2 separate regions of the Homo sapiens genome follow, and region 2 is linked to region 1. Evidence: read pairs that join two places in POLR2A ChIA-PET (ENCODE). Cell type or tissue: PC-9. All regions are shown on one strand. Each heading gives the region's core, and the rest is flanking DNA. Links, peaks and the distances in the headings are about the cores only.

Region 1 (15,519 bases), core at 2,935-10,934:
AGAAATACAGTCCCTATTAGGGGATGCATATGGTCACGGAGCTGCAACAGGTTTTCTCTCTTTCCTTCACTATCCATTCTAAACTCCTCTTATCCACAGCCCTCACCTTGGCTGGTCTTAGAGGCTCTCCAGAAGGTGTAATTAAAACCTTAATTACAGAGGCATTTGAGTGCTTTATAACTATCACCTCTTCAGGCCAGGACTGCTGCATGTGCCCACTCTCAATTAAAATTGGGCAAGGAAGCATCAAGATGATGCCCAAGTGTTCCACATGTATACTCCCATGCCCCTTGTGTAAAAGTAGCCCACATCCCCCTGATGATCAGGTCAATTATCCCTGCTGAGATGGTAACTCTTCTTTTTTTTTTTTTTTTGAGACTGAGTCTTGCTCTGTCACCCAGGCTGGAGTGCAGTGGTGTGATCTTGGCTCACTGCAACCTCCACCTCCCAGGTTCCAGCGATTCTCCTGCCTCAGCTCCCTGAGTAGCTGGGACTACAGGTGCGCACCACCACACCCAGATAATTTTCTTTTTTTCGTATTTTTTAATAGAGGCGGGGTTTCACCGTATTGGTCAGGCTGGTCTCAAACTACTGACCTCGTGATCTGCCCGCCTCAGTCTCCCAAAGTGCTGGGATTATAGGCATGAGCCACCGTGCCTGGCCTTTTTTTTTTTTTTTTTTTGAGATGGAGTTTTGTTCTTGTAGCCTAGGCTGGAGTGCAGTGGTGCCATCTGGGCTCACTGCAATGTCCGCCTCCCGGGTTCAAACGATTCTCCTGCCTCAGCCTCCTAAGTAGCTGGGATTACAGATGTCCACCACCATGTCTGGCTAATTTTTGTATTATAGAGAGATGGGGTTTCACCATTTTTGCCAGGCTGATCTGGTCTTGAACTCCTGACCTCAAGTGATCTGCCCGCCTCGGCCTCCCAAAGTTCTGGGATTACAGGCGTGAACCACTGTGGCTGCACTGATATGGTAACTCTTCTTATCTGTTGGTCCCTGGTCATAAGGGGTTCAAAGTGCACAGGTGGCAGCAGTAGCTTATAGTTCAATGGTACCCTTGCTATTTCCTCTGGCAAGCAAGTGGCCTTTTTGGGTACTAGGACCTATAACCCTCTAGAGCCCAGCATCACAGAAGCACAAAATCCCCAGTAGGTCATTGGGAGTGAGGGAAATGGGGCCGCTCCTGCTTTCACCCTCATTTCCTGGACCCACATATTTTTAGTGAGGACACTATGCCACATCGACTCTGATTTAATATTTATACTGCATCTGGAAGGATGGCATCCTACTCTTATGGTGTACTGTCTCTAAGCTGGTGCTTAAGCTGTGCCTTCAGTGGTTTTTCCAGTGCTTTATGTAGCTGAATGGTGTGGTAGATTCAAAGATGAAGCATCTGGGATTATCTGTCAACTGTGCTCTCTGCAGCAGGTTCTCTTTGAGGGACATACGAGTGGTGCACCTCCATGGCTAACATGATATTCAAACTGTTAACTCTGAATTCATACACAGGGAAAACATCTTTCAAAAATTATGTCAAAGTAAAGCCTTTTTCAAGCTAACAAAAGCTGAGAGAATTGACAGAAGACCTGCATTACAAGAAATTTTTTTTTAAATTTACATTTGAGCTTTTTTTTTTTTTTTTTTTTTGAGACAGAGTCCCACTCTGTCGCCCCAGGCTGGAGTGCAGTGGCATGATCTCGGCTCACTGCAAGCTCCGCCTCCCAGGTTCACACCATTCTCCTGCCTCAGTCTCCCGAGTAGCTGGGACTACAGGTGCCCGCCACCACGCCCCACTAATTTTTTTGTATTTTTAGTAGAGACGGGTTTCACCACGTTAGCCAGGATGGTCTCAATCTCCTGACCTCGTGATCCACCCGCCTCGGCCTCCCAAAGTGCTGGGATTACAGGCGTGAGCCACCACGCCCAGCCACATTTGAGCTTTTTAAGAGATAGAGTCTCATTCTGTCTCCCTGGCTGGAGTGCAGTGGTGCAATCATAACTCAAACTCCTGGCCTCAAGCAATTCTCTCCTGCCTCAGTCTCTTGAGTAGGGATTACAGGTATGAGCCACCACACCTGGCTAATTTGTAATCTGCACCTGGCAAATTACAAGAAATATGGAAGTTATTTGAGCTGAAGTATGATACCTAACATTTATATATCCATATAAACAAATAAGAGCTAAACGTACGAAGATAACACAAAGGTAACTGTAAAATACATGTTTTTTCTTATTTTAAAGAGATAATCAGGCCAGGTATGGCGGCTCACGCCTATAATCCCAGCACTTTGGGAGGCCGAGGTGGGTGGATCACAAGGTCAGGAGTTGGAGACCAGCCTGGCCAACATAGTGAAACCCCGTCTCTGCTAAAAAATACAAAAAATCAGCCAGGCACGGTGGCGGGTGCCTGTAATCCCAGCTACTCGGGAGGCTGAGGCAGGAGAATTGCTTGAACCCGGGAGGCAGAGATTGCAGTGAGCCGAGATTGTGCCATTGCACTCCAGCCCGGGCAATAGTGTGAGACTGTCTAAAAAAAAAGAGATAATTGATGTCTAAAGCAAAATAGTAACAATATATTGGAGCTTTATAACTTGTGTAAAAGTAAAATATATGACAAAAATAGTATGAAGATGGGAAAGAAGGAATTTAAAATACGTTGTTGTAAGATTATTATATGTGAAAAGGTACAATATTATTTGAAGGTAGGCTGTGATGTATTAAAAATGTATTAAAGATGTAAACTCTAGGGCACCCACTAAAATTTTTTTTTTTTTTTGAGATAGGGTCTTGCTCTGTCACCTAGGCTGGAGTGCAGTGGTGAGAACATGGCTCACTACAGATTCTACCTTCTGGGCTCAAGTGATCCTCCTGCCTCAGTCTCTTAGTCTCTTGAGTGGCTGGGACTGCAAGTGTGTGCCACCAAGCTTGGCTATGGTTTTTATTTTTTTTAGAGCTAGGGTCTCGCCATGTTGCCCAGGCTGATCTCAAATTCCTGGGCTCAAGTGATCCTCCCACCTTGGCCTCCAAAGGTGCTAGGATTACAGGTGTGAGCCACCATGCCTGACCTAAAATAATTTTAAAAGAGCTATAACTAATAAGCCAATAGTGGAGATAAAATAGAATAAAATATACCCAATACAAAAGAAAGTAGGAAAAAAGGACCAAAAAAGCATGAGACAAATAGAAAACAACTAGCAATATGGTAGATTTAAATCCAACCATATTAATAATTATATTAAGTGTAAATGGTTCAAACAGCTCAATTAAAAGATAGTGATCAGGCTGAGTGTGGTGGCTCGAACCTGTAATCCTAGTATATTAGGAAGCTAAGGCAGGAGGATCACTTGAGCTCAGGAGTTTGAGACCAGCCTGGAAAACATAGCAGGACCTTGTCCCTATACAAACTTTTTAAAAATTAGAAAATAACAAAATAAAAGACAGTCACCATCAGATTGGATTAAGTTAGACTCAATATATGCCGACTATAGTAAGCACTGCTGCCCCTTCAGTCTGGGCCCCAGAATGAACACACATAGCTTTCTTTCCTTTCTTTTACCTTTTTGGGAATCACTGGGCATCTTGAATCAATGAATTGAGGTCCCTCATCAGTTCTGGGAAATTCACAGCCATTATCTCCAAATACTGCCTTAACTCCATTTTCTCTCTCTTCTCTTCAGGGATACTAATTATACTAGACCATTTCTTTGTATCATATATATCTCTTCTCTATTTTGTATTTTACTTCATTTTATCTCTATGAGTTTTACTACGAATAAATCTTCTACCATCTAGTTCACTAATTTTCTTTTCAGCTCTGCATAATCATCTGTTAAAGCCATACACTGAGTTCCTTTTTTTATATTTTTTTAGATGGAATTTTGCTCAATCACCCAGGCTGGAGTGCAGTGGTGCAATCTCGGCTGACTACAACTTCTGCCTCCTGATTCAAGTGATTTTACTGCCTCAGCCTCCTGAGTAGCTGGGATTACAGGTGCCTGCCACGACGCCGAGCTAATTTTTGTATTTTTAGTAGAGCTGGAGTTTTACCATGTTGGCCAGGCGAGTCTCAAACTCCTGACCTCAAGTGATCCACCTACTTGGCCTCCCAAAGTGCTGAGATTACAGACTTCAGCCACCACGCCCAGCCTCAGTTCTTAATTTTGGTGATTACCTTTATCAGTTTTAAACTTCTAGTTGGATCCTTTTTAACTCTGTAATGTCACTTTTAATAGTTTCTAGTTCCTTGCAGAGATTTTTAAAGTTAATCTTTTGTTTACACTAAAAGAGAAAATGTAATTGTTTTACAACTTTTCTCTAGTAATTCTAATATTTAGTGTCTCTGTGGATTTTGCTTTCTGTTGTGTTTTTGTTTGTTTTGTTAGGCCTGATTTGCACTGTCTTGACTTCAGGTATATTCCATAATTTATTGCTTCTTGGACTTTTTTTTTTTTTTTTTTTTGAGACAGGGTGGGGTACAGTGGAACAATCACAGTTCACTGTAGCCTCAACCTCCTGGGCTCAGGTGATCCTCCCACCTTAGCCTTCCAGGTAACTGGGACTACAGGTGCACGCCACTATGCCTGGCTAATTTTTGTATTTTTCTTTCTTTTTTTTTTTTGAGACAGAGTCTCTCTCTCTCACCCAGGCTGGAGTGCAGTGGCGCAATCTCGGCTCCCTGCAACCTCTGCCGCCCGGGTTCAAGCGATTATTCTGCCTCAGCCTCCCGAGTAGCTGGGGTTAGCCACCGCGCCTGGCTAATTTTTGTAGTTTTTTTTTTAGTAGAGACGGGGTTTCACCATCTTGGCCAGGCTGGTTTTGAACTCCTGACATCGTGATCCATCCGCCTTGGCCTCCCAAAGTGCTGGAATTACAGGCTTGAGCCACCGTACCCAGCCCAATTTTTGTATTTTTCTTAAAGAGACAGGGTTTCACGATGTTGCCTAGACTGATCTTGAACTCCTGGGCTCAAGTGGTTTTCTTGCCTTGGCCTCCCAAAGTGCTGGGATTAAAGGCATGAGCCACTGTGCCCAGCTGACATTTTATTTTAAAAATTTCTTTCAGGTATACTTTAAAAGCTAGGATAATATAGGCTTCCTCCAGGGCATTTTTGTTTCCTTCTACCAAGAACCCGATGGTGCTAGTAGTCCAAGGCAATGCTGCAATGCCAGTTACCAAGATTACTCTCCAAAGTTGAGTTTCTATCCTTCCTTTTTATTTTTTTGTTTTTGAATTTCCTGCATTGCCTGAGGACCTACCCTTACTTTCTTTTTTCTTTTTTTAGAGACAGGGTCTCACTCTGTCACCCAGGCATGATCATAGCTCACTGCAGCTTTGAACTTCTGGACAATCAATGATCCTCCTGCCTCAGCCTCCTGAGCAGCTGGGACTATAGGTGTGCCAGGGTGCTCAGCTAAAATCTTTTTTTTTTTTTTTTGAGACAGGGCCTCTCTATGTTGCCCAGGCTGGTCTGGAACTCCTGAGCTCCAGTGATCCACCTGCCTTGGCCTCCCAAAGTGCTGGGATTACAGGCATGAGTCACTGCGCCCAGCCCCCTTACTTTCTTAAGTAGGGCATTTCAGGGTCCCAGTCAAGGGCAGAGAGCCCCCACCTTCAGCATGTGTTGACCTCCAACTCCTGTTCCTCTAGCCTCAGGTTCCATGAAGCTACTCATTTTCAGCTGCTCCCCTTAGACTAGCAAATGGCCCCTGGGTAAAAGCAGTAGTATATTTAAAGATAATATTTAACAAGGAGGGAGATCTTTATCTTTGGCTGCCAGAGGATTCTTTACCTTCGGCAATTGGCAGAAGGCAGCCTTGTCTCTCAGATGCCTTTTTTGGATGACCAAATGCCCCTTGAATGGAAATAGCTTCAATTCACTTACTTAAGCTCCAACTTTTTCTCATTTCAAGGTTGACTATATTTTTATGTCTTTTTTTTTTCTTTCTTTCTTTCTTTTTTTGAGATGGTATCTTGCACTGGCATCCAGGCTGGAGTGCAGTGGCCCGATCTCAGCTCACTGCAAGCTCCACCTCCTGGGTTCATGCCATTCTCCGGCCTCAGCCTCCCGATTAGCTGGGACTATAGGCGCCCGCCACCATGCCAGGCTAAATTTTTGTACTTTTAGTAGAGATGGGGGTTTCACCGTGTTAGCCAGGATGGTCTCGATCTCCTGACCTCGTGATCCGCCCGCCTCGGCCTCCCAAAGTGCTGGGATTACAGGCCTGAGCCACCGCGCCTGGCTATTTTTATGTCTTTTATGCTTTTTAGCAAATGCTTCTGGTATTTATCAAATCTCTTGTTAGTTATCTTTAATGAAAGGATAAAGGACTTATCTTTAATGACCTTCAAGAGCCAGAAAGTGAAGACAAATCTGGATGGTACTGGAAATTCATTCGTTTCTTTTTCATTACTGTGGTACATTAATTAGTGTTCAGTAAATATTCACTCATTTCTCTCACCCTCCAGGAGAGGACTCTATTTCCCAATTATTATAATGTTGAACTTGGCCAGGTAACATGCCTTGACTACTGAAATGTTACCAAATGTGGTGTAAAGAGAGGCTTAAAATATGTTTGCAAGGCTGGGCGCGGTGGCTCATGCCTGTAATTCCAGCACTTTTGGGAGACCAAGGCAGGTGGATGGCTTGAGCTCAGGAGTTTGAGACCAGCCCGGCCAGTATGGTGAAACCCCATCTCTACTAAAAATACAAAAATTAGCCAGACATAGTGGCAAGTGCCTGTAGTCCCAGCTACTTCAGAGGCCGAGGCAGGAGAATCGCTTGAACCCGGGAGGCAGAGGTTGCAGTGAGCCGAGATCATGCCACTGCACTCCAGCCTGTGCGGCAGAGCGAAACTCCATCTCAGGAAAAAAAAAAAAAAAAAAAGTTTGCATATTTGGGCTTGCCTTTCTGCACCTCTGCCATTGCCATGAGAAGAGCTTTCCTCAGGAAGCTGCTGCCTCTTGACCTTGGGCCCCAGAATGAACAGAGATGAAAGCAATCCTGAGCCTAACCCACAGAGAGGAGCCAATCCCAGCTGGACTTACAGCTTGAAGCAGAGTTGCTGAGATGAACCTAGCTTAGATCCATTGACCCTCAGCTGACCTGCAGTTGGAGAAAATAACTGACTATGCTTTAAGCCATTATATCTTGGGGGTAGTTATTACACAGCACTTTTGTGGCAATAGCTAATCAGACAAGTAGCCTAGCAAGAACCTGCTTCAGCAGGTCTGAGAAAAGGAATATTATCAGAATCTGAACTCCAGGAGCTGCTCCTTTCTAACAAGGTTATTCCCAACCAGGAAGTTCTCATTGTTATATAATTGCCTACTCCCTATTTCCCATTCTCAGTAAGTAGGTAAAACATCACAGGAGTGCAGTCTATCACCTGGAATCGCCCCTTTTTTGGGAGGGGAGTATACCTAGCCTATTTATGGAAGTTGTGTCTCTGTGGGATAATAGGGAATAATGCTTTGCTGCATCTCTGCCAGTATTTTTTCCCCACTAAATCTTATTTTACATTTACACTATGCAGCATTTGTGGTGTGTGTTCTTCTGCCCCCTTCGCATAATAAGAGAGAAGTTTGGTCAGAATCACCTTGCATGCTCTTTATTACTGGAAGCCACAAATCCCAATGACTCTGTAAACACTCCTTACCAAGTTTTAACAAGTCTTACTATTTAGTCATGTGCATTTTTCATATGGTTTTGTATTCTTGTGGCTGATATATAGGAATACTGCTGGTTTTTGTATGTTTATATTATGAACTGAATTGCTTTTAGTTTTTGTTATTTATTCATATATTTTCCATACTGACAATCATTATAACTGAATATAGTGAGTTTTTTCTTTCTTTCTAGTTTATATATGTCTTATTTCTTTTTTATGTCTTTTTGCATTGGCTAGCCCCTCTAGTATGATGTTAAATAGTAATCATGATAGTAGTGAGTATCCTTGTCATGTTTTAAAGCAAATGCTTTTAAAATTCTGCTATGAAGTGGCTGGATGTGTTGGCTCACATCTGTAATTCCAGCACTTAGACAGGCCGAGGTGGGCGGATCACTTGAGGTCAGGAGTTCGAGAGCAGCCTGGCCAACATGGTGAAACCCCTTCTTTACTAAAAATACTAAAATTAGCTGGGTGTGGTGGCATGCGCCTGTAATTCCAGCTACTCAGGAGGCTGAGGCACAAGAATCGCTTGAACGTAGGAGGCAGAGCAGAGGCTGCAGTGAGCCGAGATCGCACCACTGCACTCCAACCTGGGTGACACAGCGAGACCCTGTCTCTAAATAAATAAATACATACATTCATAAATAAATCAAACAATTCTATTAAGTGTTATGCCTGGCTAATTTTTTTTTTTTTTTTTGAGATGGAGTCTCGCTCTGTCACCCAGGCTGGAGTGCAGTGGCGTGGTCTCAGCTCACTGCCAGGGTTCACGCCATTCTCCTGCCTCAGCCTCCCAAGTAGCTGGGACTACAGGTGTCCGCCACCATGCCCATGCCTGGCTAATTTTTTATAATTTTTGTAGAGATGGGGTTTCATCATGTTGCCCAGGCTGGTCTCGAACTCCTGAGCTCAACTGATCCACCTGCCTCGGCCTCCCAAAGTGCTGGGATTCTAGGCGTGATCCATCATGCCCAGCCTTGGATTTTGTCTTTATCTTATATTTTAATATTTTGTTCATCATGGATTTTTTGCATTAACTTTGACTTTTTAAAATGTTTTATCTAAACATTATTGACCTTAATTACTGAGTTTTTAAATGTTTGCTTAAATTTTATACCCTAGGGCCAGGCACGGTAGCTCATGCCTGAAATCCCAGAACTTTGGGAGGCTGAGGAGGGAGGACTGCTTGAGGCCAGGAGTCTGAGACCAGCCTGGGCAACATAGTGAGACCTCATCTCTATAAAACATAAAAAACTTAGTCGGGCATGGTGGTGCTGCATGCCTGCAGTTGGGAGGCTGTGGTGGGAGGATTCCTTGAGCCCAGGAGTTCAAGATCTTAGTTACAGCGTGCTATGATCATGCTACCGCACTCCAGCCTAGGCAAGACCCTGTCTCTAAATAATAATAATAAAAAATAAAATAAATAAAAATTTTTAAAATGTTGTGCCCAAGGCAAACGCTGCCTTACTCCCCTAACCTAGTCCCAGCCCTGCCCTGGTCCAAGCCATGCATTATCTCCAGGCTGCACTTCTGCAGTAGTGTCCTCACTGGTCTCTCCACTTCTCCATTCACCGCCTATCTCTGATCTACTTGCCACATGACAGCCCCAGTGGTCTTTTGAAAAGATAAATTGAGTCGTGTCACTCTCCAGCTTCAAATCATTCAATTGTCTCTTATCCAAACTTCATGTAAAGCCCTGCATAATCTGGATTTTACTTCCTTCCTTAACCTCATCTCCTACCACTCTGCCTTTGTGTTCTCTGACCCAACTTCACAGGCTAACTTTCCATTCCTGGAATATGCTCAACTTCTTCCTGCTTCGGGTCTTGGCATAGGCCATTCATTAAATGGATAATCTCTTCAAATCCTTTTAATCTCAGATTAAGTCATCTCTTCAGAGAGGCTTTCCAATCTAAAGTAAATCCCTTCCTGATATTTCTCTTATCATTCTGTTCTTTGTCCTTCCTAATACTTTGACAGTATAAGTAATTTGCTTATTATTTTACTTGTGGTCTGTCTCTCCTTTTCAACCCTAAGATCTCTGAGTTTAGTGTTTTGTTTACCACCATATACCCAATATTTAACACTCAAATACTAAGTAAGTGATTAAAACTAACTAAATAACAGAAAAAAACCCACAAAATTAATGGGTTTTTGGAAAAAAAAAAAAAAGTCCCACGAATAAAGTGGCTTTAGAATGCATTAATATTAAAGCAATCTAGCCATAACAAGGGTCATGAAACTGATCATTTCCTTTGGCCTAGTACAGGGGTGTCCAATCTTTTGGCTTCCCTGGGCCACATTAGAAGAAGAATAATTGTCTTGGGACACACATAACATATACTAACACAAAGGATAGCTGAAACAAAAATATCACAAAAAAAAATCTCATAATGTTTTAAGAAAGTTTATGAATTTGTGTGGGGCCACATTCAAAGCTATCCTGGACCCCATGTGGCCTGTGGGCTGCAGGTTGGACAAGCTTGGCCTAGCAAGTCTATATTTGAGAATATATCCCAAGAATGTAACTTGAAAATGATGTTATTTATTTAAAATATCTAGCTGGGTGTGGTGGTTCATGCCTGCAGTTCTAGCGACTCTGGAGGCTGAGGCAGAAGGATCACTTAAGGCAAGGAGTTTGAGAACAGCCTGGATAGTATAGTGAGACTCCCACCTCCAAGACAAAAAATCTAGGTCAGATGCAGTGGCTCATGACTGTAATTACACCACTTTGAGAGGCAGAAGTGGGTGCATCACTTGGGCCAGGGGTTTGAGAACAGCCTGGGCATCATGGGGAAACCCTGTCTCTACCAAAAAATACAAAAATTAGCCAGATGTGGTGGTGTGCACCTGTAGTCCCACCTACTCAGGAGGCTGAGGCGGGAGGATTGCTTGAGCCCAGGAGGTAGAGGTTGCAGTGAGCTGAGATTGTACTATATTGCATTCCAGCCTGTGTGACACAGTGAGACGCTGTCTCAAAAAAAATTAAAATTAAAATCTATATATTAATAATTTTAAAAGGCTTAAAAAATGGGAAACAATCTATAATTCTGGTTGCCCCTTAACCCTCTCTTGTTTTTATTGTCCTCCTCCAGCCTAGATAAACCCAACTGTACGTAGTTTCTTTGGCAGAAACCAAGCAAATAAACATTATTAAGAAAAATCACTAAGTTGGGGAAGACATAATCACTATGATTTTTAAATTCACGAGTCTCAAATGAGAAGCCATTATTTCCCTGAAATCCTGCTGTTTTTCTGATAAAGTTGCTCTGCTTTCTACAGATGCTATTTCAATATTCGCCATTCTCCTTTTACTAAAGGAGCCACTATCTACAAGGCCATTGAAGCCCGAAAATCTGAGAGTCATTGATGAGAACTTCATGTGCAGTACATCACCAAGTCCTATTATTTCAACTCCAAAAAAATATATCTTGAATTCATCACCTTTTTTTCCCCCTATCTTTACTGCTACCACCACATTCAGAACTACCATCTGGATGACTGAAATATTCTCTTCATTAGTTGTTCCATTTTCATTTTTGCCTTTCTCCAATCCATTCTCCACAAAGCTGAGTGATCTATTTTTTAAAAATGTATAAAACGAATTCATATGCAAAAAAACCAATGAAGCAATTTATAAAGAAAATGTTTTTTTTCTTTTTTAAAAATCAACTTCCTCAGGTTGAAGAAAAGCTTTTGTTTTTGCTTTTTCCATTTTGTTTTGAGACAGGGTCTCTGTTGCCCACGATCACAGCTCACTGCAGAATTGCTGGGTCGACCTCCTAGGCTCAAAGGATCCTCCCACCTCAGCCTCCCAAGTAGCTGGGACTACAGCCATGGGCCACTAAGCCTGGTTAATTTATAAAGCAAATATTATGCTTTCCCTCTATGCCTATCTAATTACAATCCTCCCAGGTAACCAACACACACTAAATGTTTGATGTGTAATGAATCCTTCTATTCTTTTTTCTGTGATTATATAGAAATCTATTTGTATTATTTTGCACTGGTTCTTTTCATTTCTAAAAAATGTATTACATTACACAATATATTACGTTATAATGTATTTATTTATTCTTTACCTGATAAACATATCATGGGCATTCCTCCAGGTCAATATGTCATTCTTTCCCTTTCTTTTTTTCATATAGCCACGTAATATTCCAGAAAATGGAAGCACTGAAATTAAATTTATAACTTTCCCATTGATGGACATTGGGTGGCATTGTCTTTTCAAGAAGTCAGTCAGATCATGACTCTTTCCTCCATAGGCTTTCCTTTTCCTGTGATATAAGAGCTGTGTTTCCTATCTACAAGGGCCTGGATAATCTGGCCCTTGCCTTTCTTTATATTTATTTATTTATTTATTTTTGAGACAGAGTCTCACTCTGTTGCCCAGGCTGGAGTGCAGGGGCGTGTTCTCGACTACTGCAACCTCCACCTTCTGGGCTTAAGCGATTCTTGTGCCTCAGCCTTCCAAGCAGCGGGGACTACAGGCGTGCACCACCATGTCTGGCTAATTTTTTTTTTTTATTTGAGACAGAGTCTTGCTCTGTTGCCCAGGCTAGAGTGCAATGGCACAATCTCAGCTCACTGCAAGCTCCGCCTCCTGGGTTCATGCCATTCTCCTGCCTCAGCCTCCCTAGTAGCTGGGACTACAGGCGCCCACCACCATGTCTGGCTAATTTTTTATGTTTTTTTTTTTAGTAGAGATGGGGTTTCACCGTATTAGCCAGGATGGTCTCGATCTCCTGACCTCGTGATCCGCCCACCTTGGCCTCCCAAAATGCTGGGATTACAGGCGTGAGCCACTGTGCCCAGCAATTTTTGTATTTTTAGTAGATACCAGCTTTCACCATGTTGGCCAGGCTGGTCTTGAACTCCTGACCTCAAACAATCCACCCACCTTGGCCTCCCAAAGTGTTGGGATTACAGGCATGAGCCACTATGCCCGGCCTGGCCCTTGCCTTTCTCTAAATTCACCTCATGCCACCCTTCCCCTTACTCACCATAGTCCATATACACCTTCTGGTGAGGCTTTTTTTGTTTTGTTTTTGTTTTTGTTTTGAGATGAGGTCTCACTCTGTCACCCAGGCTGGAGTGCAGTGGCACAATCTTGGCTCACTGCAGCCCCAACCTCCCAGGCTCAAGCGATCCTCCCACCTCAGCCCCCCTGAGTAGTTGGGACAATAGATGTGTGCCACCACGCCCGGCTTATTTTTTGTATTTTTGGTGGGTTTTGGCAGGTTGCCTAGGCTGGTTTTGGCAGGTTTGGCAGGTTGCCTAGGCTGGTCTCGAACTCCTCGGCTCAAGTCAGCTTGCCTCTGCCTCCCAAAGTGCTGGGATTACAGGCATGAGTCACCATGCCTGGCCATGGTGAGGTTTGTTTGTTTTTTGAGACAGAGTTTCGGTCTTGTTGTCCAGGCTGGAGTGCAGTGGCGTGATCTTGGCTCACTGCAACCTCCACCTCCTGGGTTCAAGCAATTCTCCTGCCTCAGCTTCCTGAGTAGCTGGGATTACAGGCACCTGCCACCACACTTGGCTAATTTTTTTGGTATTTTTAGTAGAGACGGGGTTTCACCATGTTGGCCAGGTTGGTCTTGAACCCCTGACCTCAGGTGATCCACCCGCCTTGGCCTCCCAGAGTGCTGGGATTACAGGTGTGAGCTATCGTGCCCAGCCTGTGGTGAGTGTTTTTTTTAACCACCTCCTGTCTCTGCATATTCTCCACTCTCAACCTGGTAAAGACTACCCTCCTCTCCCCACCAATCTAAATTAGGCTCCCCTCTTAAACTTTCTCATAACATCCTTTATACATCTTCTTAGTACTCATGACCAATTGTAATCATATATATGAAATTCTGTTTATATGCTTGTAGTTATTTATTTATATGATTATTTAATCTCTGCTTTTTCTACTAGGCATTATGCTCTATGAGGACAGGGACCATGTTTTGCTGACCATTGTTTTGCTATACCACCAGCATTGAGCACAATGCCTAAAGGCAAAATAGATTTGTTAAGTGAATAGATAGGTTCCACACTTAGGAATCATTAGGTAAGCAAAGTAATACAACTGAATGTTTTTTGTTTTGTTTTGTTTTGTTTTGAGACAGAGTCTCACTCTGTTGCCCAGGCTGGAGGACAATGACATGATCATGGCTTACTGCGGCCTCAACTTCCAAGCCCAAGTGATCCTCCCACCTGAGCCTCCCAAGTAGCTGGAACCACAGGCAGGCACCACCATACCCAGCTGTTTTTCAAATTTTATCTTTGTAGAGACAGAGTCTCCCTAGGTTGCCCAGGCTAGCCTTGAACTTCTAGCCTCAAACAGTTCTCCCGCCCCAGCCTCCCAAAGTCCTAGGATTACAGGCATGAGTCACCACACCTGGCCAAATTTAATGTTAACTTTTAAAATTATATGAGAATGAAGTGTTACATACATAAGTCTATATGATAGTATATATATACACATATGCATACATAAACATATGAAAACTGGCAATGTAGTATAGTAAAAGGAGTACTGGCCTGAGATGGTAGTGACTCTTACAATTGGTGACCTAGGAACTGTCACCTCCTTACTGTCAGTCTCAATACAGGGGTGGCATTGCCCCCTAGTGTTGGATATTTTATTTATAAGTGCTAGCAAACCATGACTTGACTGTATTTCTAGAATGGTCATGCTGAGCATTTATATATTGAAATACAATTTTATTATAAAATATTTTCTTCATATCATTTATATTATAAATAGCACATCATTTTGATTTCAGATGAAATCATGTATATAGGTAGTTTATATACCTATGAATTTCATTTTAGGCTAACAAAGAGCATATTATAAAAACATTTATTAAAAAAAGGAATGTTGGGTAAGATAAGGTTGCCACTGGATTAGGTGATGCTTAAGATCCCTTCCAGTTTTTACTGTGATGATTCTAATCTTTCATAATGGGAAGGCTTCTTTTTATTTTGTTCTTTTCATTACTTTGTTTATATACTACTATAGAATCAGTAATATATACAAGAACAATAAACACATTTTTAAATAAAAATGTCAACCATATTGAATGTTTAGGCATTTAATTACCTAAAGGGAAATCCAAATAATTTCCCAAGTTTCCTTGCTAGGTAATCATTTCATGATTCTATAATTTCAAACTTTGGGTAAAATGTGACTTCACTACATATTTTAATTTTTACCCAAGTAACTGTTGTCTCTAGGTTTATAGTGAGGAAACTGAAACACAGAAAACCAATGTACCAAAAGAATGAGGCCGGGTGCCCTGGCTCACGTCTGTAATCCCAGTACTTTGGGAGGCCGAGGCAGGCAGATTACCTGAGGTCAGGAGTTCGAGACCAGGCTGACCAACATGGTGAAACCCTGTCTCTACTAAAAATATAAAAATTAGCCTGGCGTGGTGGCACGTGCCTGTAATCCCAGCTACTCGGGAGGCTGAGGCAGGAGAATCACTTGAATCCGGCAGGCGGAGGTCGCAGTGAGCCGAGATCGCGCCACTGCACTCCAGCCTGGGTGACAGAGCTAGACTCCGTCTCAAAAAAAAAAAAAAAGAAAAAACAATGAATTGAGGGCTTATTATGAAATTAAGTTCGTAAATTTAAAACTGCAACCTCTTTCCCTACTCCCCTTCCCTGCTTTAAGTTTTTAAAATCGGTTATGACATACTATGCATTTTAATCACGTATTTTTAAAATAATGCCTCTTCTCTCCTCTTCCTCATCCCAACACATCACTAGAATAGGGACAGGGAATTTTTTCTATTTTGCTCACCATTGTATTCTCAATATATAGAAGAGTACCCGGCAGCTAGGAGGAGCTCATTGA
Region 2 (15,519 bases), core at 3,084-11,083, 250 kb before region 1:
CCATTTTAAAATCCGATTATTTGGGTTTTTTTTTTTTTGGCAATTGGGTTGTTTGAGCTCCTCATATGTTCTCGTTATGAACCCCTTGTCAGATGGACAGTTTGCAAATATTTTCCCATGTTCTCTGGGTTGTCTCTTTACTTTGTTGATTGTTTACTTTTCTGTGCAGAAGCACTGTAGCTTGATGTAGTCCTAAGTGTCTCTTTTTATTTTGGTTGCCTGTGCTTTTGATGTCTTACACACACAAAAATCTTTCCCCAGATCAATGTCCTGGAGCGTTTCTCCAATGTATTCTTCTAGTGGTTCCATGGTTCAGGTCTTAAAGTCTTAAATCCATTTTGATTTTTGGGTATGGTAAGAGACAGGGGTCTAGTGTCATTCTTCTGCATATAGTCATGCAGTTTCCCAGCCACATTTATTGAAAAGACTGTCCTTTCACCACTGCATGTTCTTGGTGCCTTTGTTGAAAATGAGTTGGCTGTAAATGCATGGATTTATATTTGGATTCTCTTTTCTGTTCCATTAGCCTATGTGTCTGTTTTTATGCCAGTGCCACACTGTTTTGATTACTAGAGCTTTGTAGTATATTTTGAAGTCAGGTAGCGTGATACCTCCAGCTTTGCTCTTTTTGCTCAGGATTGTTTTGGCTATTTGGGGTCTTTTGTAGGAACTCTTGTCTTATTCCTGTTTTTTCTATTTCATCATTAAGTATAGTGTTTGTTATAAGTTATTGTATGTATATAGATGTCCTTTACCACGTTCAGTTTTTTTAATTCCTGGTTTTCTAAAAGTCCTTTTCATAAATTGATATTTTATTGAACAGTTTTCTGCTTTTTTTGAGAGAAGGCCATGTGGATTTTTTCATTTGACTTGTGAATATGGTCAAGTATATCAGATTTCAAGTGGTGAATCAGTCTTCCATTTCTAGGATAAGCCTCTTTCCAGTGTAGTCATGATTGGTTGTCTTTTATATGTAAATATTATTTGTTCAGTTTGCTAATATTTTGTTTAGGATGTTCACATCTAGGTTCTTGAGTACGATCAGCCTATAATTTTCCTTTCTCATATTGTACCTATTTGCTTTTGGTATGGAAATTTTTTTACTAGCTTCATCAACACAGTTGGGAAGCATTTCCTCTACTCTATTCTCTGCATGGGCTTGTGTAATATATTAGTAACCTGTTTCTTCAAGTCTGATAAAACCTTCTTCTAAAACTATTTAGGCTGGCAATTTCTTAATGGAAAGATTAGTTATACTAGTCACGTATTTAATGATTATGGAACTATTCAAATTCTCTTTTAATTTTAAAACAGCTTTAATAAATAAATCAGCTTTAATATTTTCCTGTTAATTTTTCTATTTCTCCTGTTTCTGCTTTATTGGCATAAATTTGTTTACAGTAGTCTTTTATGATTGTTATACTCTCTGCTGCATCTGCTACCTGCTCCTTTTTTTATTCCTAATATTGACTTTCTGTCTTCTCTCTTTAGATCTTTATCAATATTGACAGAAGTTTATTAATGTTATTACTCATATCAAAGAACTAATTCTTTGTATTAATCATTTTTATTTTATATTTTAGCCTATATTTGTTTACTATTTCATTAGTTTCTCCTCAAGTCTTTATTGTTTTCCTTATTCTATTTTCTTTGGGTTATTTTAATGTTCTCTTACTAACATCTTAGATGCTCAGTTCCTTGACTTTTAGCCATTCTTATTTTATAATATAAGCATTTAAGGCTATAAATTTCCCCCCAAATGCCATTCTAGTTGCATCTCACAAATTTAGATACGTAGTATTTTATTATTTTACAAATAAAAGTATTTTATTTTATGCAAAACAACATATAGTCCATGATTTATTTTAAAATGAGCTTTCAATCCTAGCACTTTGGGAGGCCAAAGAAGGTGGATCTCTTGAACCCATGAGTTCAAGACCAGCCTGAGCAACATGGCGAAACCCTGTCTCTACAAAAAATACAAAAATTAGCCGGGCATGGTGGTATGCACTGGTAGTTCCAGTTACTCAGGAGGCTGAGGTGGGACGATTACATGAGCCCAGGGAGGTCAAGGCTGCAGTGAACTGTGATCATGTCACTGCACTCTAGCCTGGGCAACAGAGTGAGAGACCCCATCTCAAAAAAAAAAAAAAAGAGCTTTCAAGTAACTATCAACTATTTCAAGAAACAGAATATTGCCTGTACCCTAGAAAATCCCTGAGTGTTCCTTCTCATTCACTATACCCTCCCACCCTCCACAAAGCTAACCATTATCCTGAATTTAATGATTATCTTTTCCTTTTTTTTAATAGGTTTTTGATTTTTGTTTTTCGTTTTTCACTTTCTGTTTTTGAGATGGAGTCTCCCTCTGTTACCCACGCTGGAGTGCAGTGGCGCCATCTCAGCTCACTGCAACCTCTGCCTCCCGGGTTCCAGCCATTCTCCTGCCTCGGCCTCCCGAGTAGCTGGGATTACAGGCACATGCCACCACGCCTGGCCAATTTTTGTATTTTTAGTAGAGATGGGGTTTCTCCATGTTGGCCAGGCTGGTCTCGAACTCCAGACCGCAAGTGATCTGCCTGCCTCGGCCTCCCAAAGTGCTGGGATTATAGGCATGAGTCACTGTGCCCCGCCTGGAATAAGATTGTTAAATCAGATACAAAACTGGCTCATGTGCTGTGTGCTGCTAGAAACTAAAACCATAATGTCTGGTTATCTTTCCTACCAGAAAGAAATTATTTGCATCTCTACTGCAAAGGTCGACAAGTTAGCATGTAATTTCACAGAGTCAGGGCCTTTAATAAGTGACTGAAAGTGAGTCAAATAAAGGTACATTCCCCTGGATACTTAAAGAACACTGAGGGGGACTGGGGGCGGTAACTCATGCCTGTAATCCCAGCACTTTAGGAGGCCAAGGCAGACGGATCACTTGAGGTCAGGAGTTCGAGACTAGCCTGCCCAACATGGAGAAACCCCATCTCTACTAAAAATACAAAAAATTAGCTGGGTGTGATGGTGGGCGCCTGTAATCCCAGCTACTCGGGAGGCTGAGGCAGGAGAATCACTTGAACCCAGGAGGTGGAGGCTACAGTAAGCCGAGATCACGTCACTGCACTCCAGCCTGGGCAACAGCAGTCTCAAAAAAATAAAAAATAAATAAAATAAAAAAGAGCCCTGAAGGGATTAAACACCACTCCAACATGACATTGAAAGAAACAAGGCCCTCCTTTTGCCTTATGTCCAAATCTGAGATAATTTTTCTTAACAGCCAAATCCCTGTCTGCTAAAATGAACCACAGCAGGAATGGTACCACATGACTCTGGCCTGGCCACAGCCTATGTCACAACTTTCCTAACCCAGTCTTCTCAGCTTATCCACCAACTATTGGGTGTTGGAACATCCTCAAGTCTCCCCATCAAACTAGGCAGCAAAGTCTACCATTTTGTGGCCACCATGTTTGTCGCTGCTCATGCCAAGGAAGCGAAAGCTGATCTACAGAGAAAAAGCAGCAGGGATCAAATATGGAAAAAGAAGCAGAGTCCAGATGACCAAGCGAGAGAGAGTCAGAGAGAGAAAAGTGAGGATGAAATAACCTCTTGAATAGGTTTTTGAAGGTTTTGCACTCACTTCGTGGTTCCAGGCCTTCACGTAGCTCTGGCTGTAGTTCTTGGCCTTGGGTTTTGTGTGATACTCCAGGACTCTTCCAATAAATTCCCTTTTATGCTTAAAGGAAGTTAAGTGAATTTTGAAAACTAACAAGTCTGGGTACAGTGGCTCATGCCTGTAATCCCAGCACTTTGGGAGGCCAAGGAGGGCAGATCACTTGAGGCCAGGAGTTCGAGACCAGCCTGGCCAACATGGCAAAACCCTGTCTCTACTAAAAATCAAAAAAATTAGCCGGGCGTGGTAGCACGCACCTGTAATCCCAGCTACTCGGGAGGCTGAAGCACAAGAATCACTTGTACCCGGAAGGCAGAGGTTGCAGTGAGCCGAGATTGTGCCACTGCACTCCAGCCTTGGGGATAGAGTGAGACTCTGCCTCAAAAACAAACAAGAATAAGCCACAATTTGAAAGCCCAGAGACGTCAAGACAGAGAACAACGAGAGTTATCTTTCTGATTAACACAGCTCCACAAGTCCAGGTGCAAGACCCCCTTGATATGTCAGAAAACATCAGTTCTTATGAGGTTCCTGTTAACCAAGGGTAAGGCTACTCTGCTATGCAGGAAGTGCCACACAGTAGACAGTTAATTAGGACTTGCTTTGAGCCAAGAACGCCACTGGGCTGAGATCATGAATTTATTTACACAACACACGTGGTAGATCCAGGAACATAGTCACATCTCTTTCCTGCTCCTTATTATGCATTTCATACAGGTTACTGCTGGTGTCTAACAGCCTGTGGTGTGTCCTCCATTGCTTCTATGGGTATAAAGCAAGCCAATTACATCTCCACAGCTTTTTAGCTTCATTTATCAGGTCAATTCAGAGGGGCGCAATTATGAAATTAAAACACCCACATTTTAGGTGGATATTTTTCACTTTTGTATTGAATATTTTTTTAAACGTTCAAGCTTTCAACACTAAACACTAGGATAGCTCTAGAAAGACCCAAGGAAAAGGAAAAGGGACCCACAGGGAGGCAGTGGTAAATAAATGGGAGGTGGCTGCAGATGGGAGGGTCCTTGCGAGGAAGAGGAGGTGGGGCAGAGAAAAAATAAATTGAACCTGATAATACTAGAACAAACAAGGGAAAGACAGATTTTACCAATTGTTTACCCTGTATAAATCTTTTTTAAATTATCTTGGTGCATGTGACAGCAAACAAGAAACAAGAAAGGGGCTTTTATGAAAAAGCTTTTTAGAATGTGTGAAAAAACAAAAGTTCTAGTTTTCCATCTCAGCTCTTTTGTGCAATCACATCAAATAGAAGCTCAGCAGGCCCGAGGGCCACTGCTGCTTCTAATTAAGGCCCCAAGGTAAGGCAGCACATTAGGGGGTATCATCCCAGCAAAACATAAATTCTACCTCTGTCTCTAGCAGCAGAAGGCCGATTTGGGCTCAGTATGCCGTGTTTGTTCTCAGCTTGCATTAGAAGTGGCAGGCCGCACCTGCCTTCCAGACACCCTACAAGCAAGTTTATTCTGACACTGATTCTCTTGTTCAAACAACTCAAAGCATGGCTAACAGATGGTAAACAGAGGAGGAGGGAGGAGCCAGGCATTCTTCCACTTTGTGTGTACTTTTGTGTGTGCGTGGATGAGGGGTGTTGTACCTAAAAGTTACTATTTCTTTCCTTTTCAAAAATAAGACCTCATCCATCACACAGGTGTCAACTCTGAAATTTTGGGGGCTGGTAGGGGGCCTTATTGCTGTCATATGTCTCAAAGAGAGTGGTTTTCCAACTGGAGTGATCATTAGACTCACCTGGTGGGCTTGTTAGACATTCAGATTACCAGCCACACCCTAGAGTTTCTGATTCAAGAGGTTCGAGAATCAGCATTTCTGACAATTTCCCAGGTGATGCTGGTGCTGCTGGTTCAGGGACCACACTTTGAGTATCATGGTTCTCAGACAATAAAGAGATAGAGAAAAAGCAAAGAAACATTAGCTAGGCCTCCAACCCAGACTTTTTGATTTTTTGAGAGACAGCTGGTAGACAAAAAAGAGACAGCTGTGTTTGAACGGGGGCAGATATGCAAAAGGACAAGCCAATGGCAGGCGGAGGATGGCGCTAAAAATGATTAGCACATGTGCAATGATTTGTTATGAGGAGTGGGATTCACATTTGCTGCAGGAGGGGCTGTGGGCCTCCTTCAGTCCAGCCGAGCTTCCTAAACTATCAAGACTCTAGGTGGGGTCCTAGCTCTTCATTTCCTCCCTGGCCTATTATAGAAGCTCTGCGTGCCTGACACCCCTGCTCCTCCCTGTCCCCTGCTATCTCCCCGAGTAGAAAAAACCCAGCTGGTGGAGAAGGAGCTTCCTCAGCTTGGTTCCTAGGGAAGAAGAGCTGGGATTCAGCACATTCTAGGTTCTGTTGTTTTAGGCCTGAGCTACAGGACACTGTCTCCAGCCGCGTTCCCAGCCTAGCATCCCTCACACCCGGTTAATTCTACCAGAGGATTAGGGCACATTGTTAATTACATACAGGGGTTGGGAGTATCTGTTCTTAAGATCTTTGAGGGGATCTGTCAGACAGAGGGAAACATGAATACAGTATTCAGTTTTCATGTGGTTTGTCCTTCCTTGCTGATGCAACTTCTCCACCTGGTCCCCAGTGAGATAGTACAGGCTGAACTAATGAAATAGCTGAGGCTCCTGGTCCCACCACACGAGTATGAGTCACCAGCAGGACCAACTACTTAATGTTCAGGGCCCAGTACAAAATGAAAAGCCAGGGCTCCTTGTTCAAAATGTATTAAGAATTTTGAGACGGCAACAGCAGAACACTAAATTGAGCACAGGGTTCTTTTGTGTATGGGGCCCTGTGTGACTTCACTGGTCACAGGCTTATGGAACCGGGCCTGTCATAGGATTGTCTACGAGTGTATAGACTAAGAATCTCCTTGTTTAGGCTGGGATGCTGCCCCCAGTGGGGTAGAGGGACCCTCTCTGTAGTAGGCTCTCTAGAAGGAATGGAAAGAGGAGTGAAGCCAGACAAACAGAAAATGCAGTCCTAGACCTAAGAGAGCTTCTGTGGCCCTGGGAGGCAGACAGACACTGTCCCTAAAAAATAGATTTTTGGAACAACTTCACATGGACAAGATGACATGGTTGACCATCCATACATCTTACTCTGCTTAGGGCACATTTCCAGTGGGGTTATCCAGGAAAGGTAAACACAAGAGACGCTTCACCATCAAGGGCAGGGGAGGTAAAGCTGAAGTAAGGAAGCTCCAGCACCTTCTATGTGATTGCTGCATTTTGTGCTCAGTTTCTGGAGGCCTCTGACAATATTCAGAATTCTTATGTGCAAATCAGGGAGTTGAAATAACTGACCTCTAGGTCTCTCTCAGCTCTGTTAACATGTGCCCAGCCTTCTCTACAACAAAGTTCCAGGCATCTGTAACATAGCAGACTATTCTAAACATTGGTAGCTTAAAACCAATGTTAAGAATAAATATATATGAATATAATAAAACCACCATTTTATTATATCTCACCATTTTGTGAATTAGGAATTCACACAGGGCTCAGCCATTCAATTTTTCTGCTCCATATGGTATCAGCAAAGGTCATTTGATAGTGGATGGGCTAGGCTGCTTCCAGGATGAGGGCCCAGGATGGCCTCACTCATGTCTTGCACCTTGATGCCTTGATGGGGATGGCTGGGAGGCTGAGATCAGCTGGCACCAATATGTAACCTTTTAAGCATGTGAACTCCAAGTAGTAAACTTCCTGCATGGTAATTCAGGGTTCTCAGCAAGGATTCCAAGGAACCCAGAGAAGAGTTTCAACCCCAGCCACGGAAATTTCAGAATGTCACTCCCACTGCATTTTACTGGTCAAGAAAAAAGCCAGCCCAGATTCAAGCAAAGAAAAATTGGACTCCACCTCTCATTGTGAGGAGTTGCAAAGGATTTATTTGTGGCCATTATTGGATCCATTATGAATGTGGCTCATACAAGAAAGAAGAGAAGGAGCTCAAATCAGCATACCTGTGGTCAAAGAAAAAGCCTAGACTCAATATTAAAATATTAGGAGATAAATGTACATTTGATGTCTTAAGTTAAAATATTTAAAATATAGGGGTCCTATTTTTGTACTGATTCCTCAACTTTTTTCCCCTTTATTTTGACCTATCACTTGACTCAGTTGTATGGAATAAGAATCTCTAAGTTTTTTTGAAAAAATTCAAGAACTTAGATCCATGACAATACCTTATTTGTCCTTAAGGATTCAAAGCGCAGAGTGTGTTTACTAATTCAATACAAACAAACAAACAAAAACTAGGTGCCCACTTTCGTTCGTGCCAGAGCTTCCCACAACAACCCCTGTGGTTTGTCCTGTGAAGCTCCAATTCTTGGTGCTAACTTGCCTTTGTTGTGGGCCATTTTCACCTCTTTCTTCCACTGTCACCTTAGCTGCCTGCCATTTTCCAGGGCACACTTTGGTCACATGTTTCTCCAACACAGAGGCTCCCTTCCTCTGCCTGCTTCTAGCTTAAGCTGGGAGATGCTTCTTACACCATACTTTCAAGGAAAACCAGTGTTTTCCTTACGCAGATGTCGAAATGCTGGCCATCTGCTAACCCTTCTCATGAAGTTATCCTTGCTCAGGCCCCTGAGAGTTTCCCTAATGATGCATCCCCAGGTGCCATCATCCCCTCATCTCCTACAGACCTTACCAATGCCCATCAGAACCTGCACCTCAGTGGTCCTGGCATCCTTTGTTGCCATAGTAACCATCTCTGGGCTTCCACACACCCTTTCTCATGCCCAGAGTCCCTTCTCCAATAGTCTCTGGCAAAACAGAGCCTATATTTTTCAACCATTCTTCCTCATTAAGCCTTTTCCAGCTCACGTCACCCATAGCTGGCCTTTGCTCACTGAATCCTGGCACTCCTTGGCCCGCTCTCCACGCCGTCTCTCTCCTGCAGCCCCTGCATCACCTTAGAACTCTCCTACCTTCTATGCCTGTGTGTCTTGCCACTCCCCACTGTAGTGCAGAGCTTTTGAGAGCACAGATCGTGGTTAATGCATGTGTGTGTGTTTGTCTCATACAGCATAGAAAACAGGACTGGGCTTCACAGTCTATGCTCTAAAGAGGCGTACTGAAATGAAATGTCTAAAAAAGGTACATAACTGGTGCCAGGTGCTGAATTCAGCCCTTTATAGAACATGAACTCTTCATTTTCACCTCATACCACTATGGCCTCCTCTCAGGTCCCAGTTTAACAAAATCCCACAATAGGAAAGAATTTGGATGTCCCATGTAGTTAATTATAATTAGATTTTTTTAACTTTTATTTTTAGATTCAGGGGGTACATGGGCAGGTTTGTTACCTGGGTTATAATGCGATTTGGAATCTGGTACAAACACAGCTCAGAATGCCAAATAAAGGCATGAATATCATGAGGTAGCGTCAGTGGCACAACTTGTTGGCAGGAGAGCTTGAGCTTACGTGGCTCAGACTCCAGGCAGAGAGAATATTCTCGCCTAGAGAAGCCTCAGCCCTAGGAACCAGGCATTTGTGAGTGAGGGGTGAGAAAGAGGTTTCCTGCTCTCGAGGAGAGGAATCATGTAGGAGTTGTGAGAAATAAAGCTGTGGAAGGGAGGGGTGGATCCCAAATCCCACACCCTCAAAAAAGTCAGACTTTAATTCTTATATATTTTACAAAAATTGGAACCAGTGAGGAAAAGAACAAGCCACAGAAATTCATTCTTGGCTCCTGTCAGACAATTGAGCCCCAAACCATGATCTTAAAATCTGTTTGCTATTGAACAGGCAATTGGAAGACCAAAAGGCGCTGACATGTCTGGGGGCTCCTGGCTCAGCTGCCAGCTGGAGGGTTGGAACGGTTGCCAGCAGCCTGCTCTGGTACACTCTGTCCCACTCTGTCCCTGCCCAAGTCCACTGCAGTAATTAGCTCTGCTCATTAGTTTCAAGTAAATAATCTCCTTGTCACAGCTGGGATCCTTTATCAGAGCAGTGGACATTAGGGTTTACAGAAGGAAAATGATTTTTTTTCCCCTGGAATTCCCTGGAACACTAAATCATGACCCAGTAATCTGAATGAGGCAAGGAAACTTCCTAAGACATCTAAAAATTCCGAAGAACAGTTCTGCTTAAAAGGTGGAAGAGTTGGGTATTTAAAACAAACAGCCAAAATACAATAGCCACCGCCACCCTTAGAAGTGGATAATGATTTTTTTCTTCAGTTCACCTTATTAGCTCAGATCATCAAAATGCACAAAGTATTTGTTAAGGGCTAATATTGAGGTATTCCCAACCCCGGGAGAGCATCCAGTCTAGGCAGAGAGAGAATGACAAGTAAATTGGTCTAAATGCACTAATGGCATTCTTGCACTCATAATGCATGCAAACAGCAGAATGCACAGAGGGAGGGCACTTTAAGCCAGCCTGGTTCTTCAGGGATGGCCTCCCAGAGATGTGGTGCTGATTTGAGAAAGACGAGGAGTGGCAGCCAGGAGTGCCTCTACAAGAGGGCTTGCACTGAGGAGGCACGGGCTGGATTCTGAGGTTTTCGAAACAACTGGCAAAATACATTTCCTCATCCTTTTGTCCCTTGGTATCACATCAGTTTGCCCACTTTGAAGAAGGGGAAAGTGAGAAGAGAAACTTCAGCTCTGCCCCTGGATGACCTGTGGAGTTGGGGCTCAGGGGACAGCTCTGACATTGTGGGGGCAGGACCCCTGCCAGCTTCAGGAAGAGCCTCATGGTGACAGGGCATCTCATCCCTGGCCCTTTAAGCTCTGCCTTCCATGTCCCCACCCTAAGGATTGCAGGGGCATCTGCAGCACCCTTAGTCATTGCCAGAGAGGGTGCCCAGTCTGCTCACAAGCCTGCATGGGCCACAGCTCAACACCAAATGCCAATCTCCTTCCAGTGTGGCAGAGGCTCGCTCTGGAGTTTAACACAGGGTTGCCCAAGAGCAGAAAGAAAACACGGGTAATTCAAGGGCAAGAGGGATACGTTTCCTGATAGATTGATTGGAAATTACAAGATAGGAAGACAAGGTAAAGAGGTAAATAATTGCGTGGGGGTTAAGAGGATGAGCTTCGGAATCAAATATTGCTGGTTTTCAGTCTCAGCCCTGCTACTTCCTAACTGCATAGGAATGTTCCTTGACTTCCCTGAACCTCACTTTCCTCATCTGTAAAGTGGGTGTAATAGTACTTACCCCAGGGGGTTGTTATGAGAATTAAATGCAGTAATATGTGTAGCCACTCCGTGCAGGGTCTGGCACACAGAGGCTTTCAATGAATATTACCCGTCGTTTTTTCTGTCCATTTACATCCCCCATATCAATGCATAGGATACCCAAATCCACCAAATTTACCTGAATCATCTAGATAGTCACCTTCATTTGATCATTTTGGAGATAGCCAATGATATTTTACACTGGTAGTTTTTTTTGTTGTTGTTGTTGTTGTTTTTTAACCAGAAAATGAAAAGATACTTTCTAGTAGCAAAGAAGAGTTTCTAGGAAGATCAGTGCTAGAGACAAACAATGGTGTCCAAGTTCTCATGTCCTTTCCCACAGAAAGGGCTTATTTAATGAAACTTTGACTAACTGGTACCCATCCCACGCCCTTGGGTACACTTAGTGATAATGTGATGTCCCAGAATGGATAATCCCTGTGAACATCCTGGCTGGACCACAGCATCCCACGTCCTGGGATGAGCTGAAGTAGAGATAAGAAGGCCTTCACCATTTGTTCATTTGGACTAATTTATGTCACTTGTTCTTTGATTAGCAGCTCTTACATTCAAGGTGCTGCTTTAGAGACCACTGCCCTCACCAGGGACGATAGAGGCAGAGCCACCGAATGGGCTTCCCTTTGATTAGGAAATTGACGCTCTCCATCCACAGCTGTGGTCACAATCAGCAAACTCTACTTATTGACAACTGGGTAAAGCCCAGCCTGACCTCCCTATGAAAGAGACAAACCAGGATTTTTACTCCTGTCTTGCAGAGCAGGAAACAATCATGCTTGTTTGATGCCATTCCACTTGACAAGGAAAGAAACTAGGGCTTGCCCCCTGGTTTTCTGATTCTAAAGTCCATATTGTCACTGAATCAGGTACTTTTGTCACATGGAGGGGGAAAGCTACACATCCTTTGCCCTTTAAAACCTAGAGGACACATTTCAAGGACAGTTGGCAATAGGCTATGGTCCTGGAACCTCTAACCTTTATTCACGCCATGATCTAGAGAATTTTGCAACTAGTTTCATCATGCCCCAAATTGTGCTGTTACCTGAATTAGAAACATTCAGTCAGCTGGACAAATGAAGCAGAGGGAAAACGTTGGGACTCAGAGAACTTCTAGGAGGACAGAGGCAACATGATTCATTCTCAGTGGAAAATTGCATGGGTAGCTCCAGCTAGTCTCCCACTTCTTCCATTTTCCTGAACTATCCAGATCCTTCTATTTCTGGGCTTCCTTTATATTATCTCTCTATGTGATCAACCTCTCGGTCACTCAGCACCTATAAAAATCACCTGTCCTAGGATCCAATAACTTCAAGACTGCTTTCAGCCAAATGTGGGGTTAGAAAAACTCCAACGAACAATTTTATTCTAAAGGGGTAATAACTTAATATGTTGTGTTTCTCCAGAATATTTGTTTTTTGTTTTGTTTTGTTTTATTTTTTAAGAGAAGGTCAGGGGCCGGGCATGGTGGCTCATGCCTGTAATCCCAGCATTATGGGAGGCCAAGGTGGGCGGATCACGAGGTCAGGAGATCAAGACCATCCTGGCTAACACGTTGAAATCCCGTCTCTACTAAAAATACAAAAAAATTAGTCGAGCGTGGTGGCACGTGCTTGTAATCCCATCTACTCGGGAAGCTGAGGCAGGAGAATCGCTTGAACCCAGGAGGCAGAGGTTGCAGTGAGCTGAGATCGTGCCACTGCACTCCAGCCTGGGCAACAGCAAGACTCCATCTCAAAAATAAATATAAATAAATAAATAAATAAAGAAGAAGGTCATTAACCTTAAGACTTAATGGCAGAACTTTAGGCATTATGACAGGTGGTGGGTGGGGCAGGCAGTACCTTACAGCAAGGGGCTCTCTCACCACACACGGGAGGCTGTTGTAAATTTCCTTTCTCCCTCTGTCCAATATGGTCAGCCCTAGGTCGCTCTTTTTCCTCTGAAATCAAAATCTCATCCAGCTGCTGGGAAGACAGAACAAAGCTGCCAACTGATTATTATTCAAGAACAAAGCAGACCATTTATTTTAGCAGGTTCAGAGCCATTATCTCCCCAGGACACGAGCTACGGTGTGTGCCGGCTTTATCTACCCAAATTTCCTTCCGTCCTTAAATCCTTAAAGAGGGTGCTGTTCCTCTTGCTGGAGCAAGACAAAAGGGAACAGGAGAAAGAAATTTCTTACAGCAATGACCTATGAAACTTCTCTCTCCTTCCTTGGCTGCCTAGGCTTCTCAAAGGCAATTGGATTTCCTGACTCTTTGAGAAACTACAGACAGATAAGAAAAGGTATGAGAGAAGCAGGCTTGGGCAGGCATCTTCCATTTGAAATAAGGCAGAAGGCTGGGCATGGTGGCTCACACCTATAATACCAGCACTTTGGGAGGCTGAGGCAGGAGGATCACTTGAGCCCAGGAGCCTGAGACCAGCCTAGGCAATATGGTGAGTCCTCGTCTCTACAAAAATAATGCCAGGTGTGGTGGCGCACGCGTATAATTTCAGCTACTCAGGAGGCTGAGGTGGGAGGATCACTTGAGCTCAGGAGGTAGAGGCCTCACTGACCCATGATTGCACCACTGCACTTCATCCTGGGCAACAGAACAAGATGCTATCAAAAAAAAAACAGAAAGAAAGAGAGAAAGAGAAAGAAAGAAAGAGAGAGAGAGAAAGGAAGGAAGGAAAGAAGGAAGGAAGGAAGGAGGAAGGAAGGAAGGAAGGAAGGAAAAGGAGAGAAGAGGAGAGGAGAAGAGAAAAGAAAAAAGAAGAAAAGAGAAATACGGCAGCCCAACACCATCAACCTCACTACTATTTTTTTTTTTTTTTTTTTTGAGACAGAGTCTCACTGTGTCATCAGGCTGGAGTGCAGTGGTGCCATCTCAGCTCATTGCAACCTCAGCCTCCCAGGTTCAAGCGTTTCTCCTGCCTCAGCCTCCCAAGTAGCTAGGACTATAGGCATGTGCCACCATGCCCAGCTAATTTTTGTATTTTTAGTAGAGATGGGGTTTCAGCATGTTGGCTTCTTTGAGAGTCTCAAGAAGGAATTGCCAGATAAAACACAGGATGCCCAGTTAAATCTGAATTTCAGATGAACAGTAAATAATTTTTCAGTATATAAGTATATCCCATGCAATATTTGGGATATGCTTATACTAAGCAGTCATTCATTGTTCATTTTAAATTCTCATTTAACTGGGTATCCTGTATTTTTATGTGCTAAATCTGGCAACACCATCACATCATATTTCTGCCCAATCTCCATCCCTCCCCAATAGGCTGAAAAGCAATCATACTAATTCTGACGCAGTGAAGACCAACATGTGGGCTTTATGCTGAGTCCTTCATGCACTTGGTAAAATTCACTTTTAAAGTAACATGAACCCAATACCACCCAGTTGTGCTTCTTTTTTTTTTTTTTCTTTTTTTTTTTTTTTTGAGATGGAGTCTTACTGTGTTGCCTAGGCTGGAGTACAGTGGCACGATCTCAGCTGACTGCAACCTCTGCCTCCGGATTCAAGCAATTCTTCTGCCTCAGCCTCGTGAGTAGCCGGGACTACTGGCAAGCGCCACCACACCCAGCTAATTTTTGTATTTTTAGTAGAGAAGGGGTTTCACCATATTGGCCAGGTTGGTCTCGAACTCCTGACCTCATGATCCGCCCGCCTTGGCCTCCCAAAGTGCTGGGATTACAGGTGTGAGCCACCGCGCCCGGCCCCAGTCGTGCTTCTAACACAATTATTCTTCCCTCTCACTGGCAAGTCTTTACTCCTTTTTTTGTGCTGATTGCTGTTTTAACTGTGTTCTCTTTCCAAACAATTTGTCCATTTGAATTAATCGACCAGTAAAGTTCATGAAAAGTCAGCCCATCCTTTTATTCTTAAACTGATTCTCTGGTAATATCTATCTAACTGATAGCCTGTATTTTTTTTCTCTCACTCAGTCTCTTCCATTTTTGTTCTGCTCAAAGTACACCCACCCTTTCAAGATGCACTGGAATTTGTATTTTATAATCTAGCATACAAGGTCCTCTGAAGACACTTTTTTTTTCTTTTAAACAAATGAAGACTCTACCCTCTGAAGCATTTCATCTTCAGGAAAACAGACACAAAATTATTTAATCATTTCCCCAAAGTCAACATTGGTGAAAATTTCTGGGATTAAGAAAAACAATATGATAGGATTTTGTGGTAGAGAGGCTGCCTTTTATATTTTACTTGTGACTTTTCCCAATGCCAAAATTCTATGACTCTATGATCAATATTCTCCCATGGCTCTCATGGCTGCTAATGGCTATGTTTGGGGGACTTTCTCTTCTAACTGTAAGAGTCTTGAGGCTTAACATTCCAAAGTGCTGGCTACATCCCCAGTGGGAAAAAAAAATTTCTACCATGTAGTAGCTATTTCTATTGTTTTATAAGAATGAAAATAAGCCACATAATTAAGCCTGGAGCCCAGGGAAGGGAGCTCAAAAAATGCCTTCTGTGGTGCCATGATAGTGGATGACAAAGTAGATAAACAGGAATCCCTCCTGTCCCCCAGATAGAAAGTCATATGAGTCGAGTCATCCTCCCGCATCTCCTGCCAGGCTACACCTGGCCAATGTGCTTATATAATACTGGAT

What was found. ChIA-PET counts read pairs that join two places held together with the same protein. Peaks named below come from ENCODE experiments on the same cell type or tissue, not always from the same donor. Only the 100,000 strongest peaks of a DNase experiment are listed, where the experiment ranks them.
Region 2: POLR2A ChIA-PET joins it to region 1 with 18 read pairs; 2 of 35 experiments call an interaction of 5 or more read pairs at or near these places.

What each region holds. Positions count from the first base shown.
Region 1 is chr7:135,511,069-135,526,587 of GRCh38, reverse strand. No RefSeq gene overlaps it. Among named protein-coding and RNA genes, the nearest start is that of CNOT4, 8.7 kb to the right of the region's middle. In PC-9, for the core only: no CTCF peak of the experiment used is centred there; no DNase peak of the experiment used is centred there.
Region 2 is chr7:135,763,225-135,778,743 of GRCh38, reverse strand. LOC105375522 (a long non-coding RNA gene) reads right to left here. Exons shown (of 3, transcript XR_001745032.2): 3 at 7,565-7,659. Among named protein-coding and RNA genes, the nearest start is that of FAM180A, 22 kb to the right of the region's middle. In PC-9, for the core only: no CTCF peak of the experiment used is centred there; DNase peaks (open chromatin) are centred at 4,293 and 6,303; H3K27ac peaks cover 2,916 bases.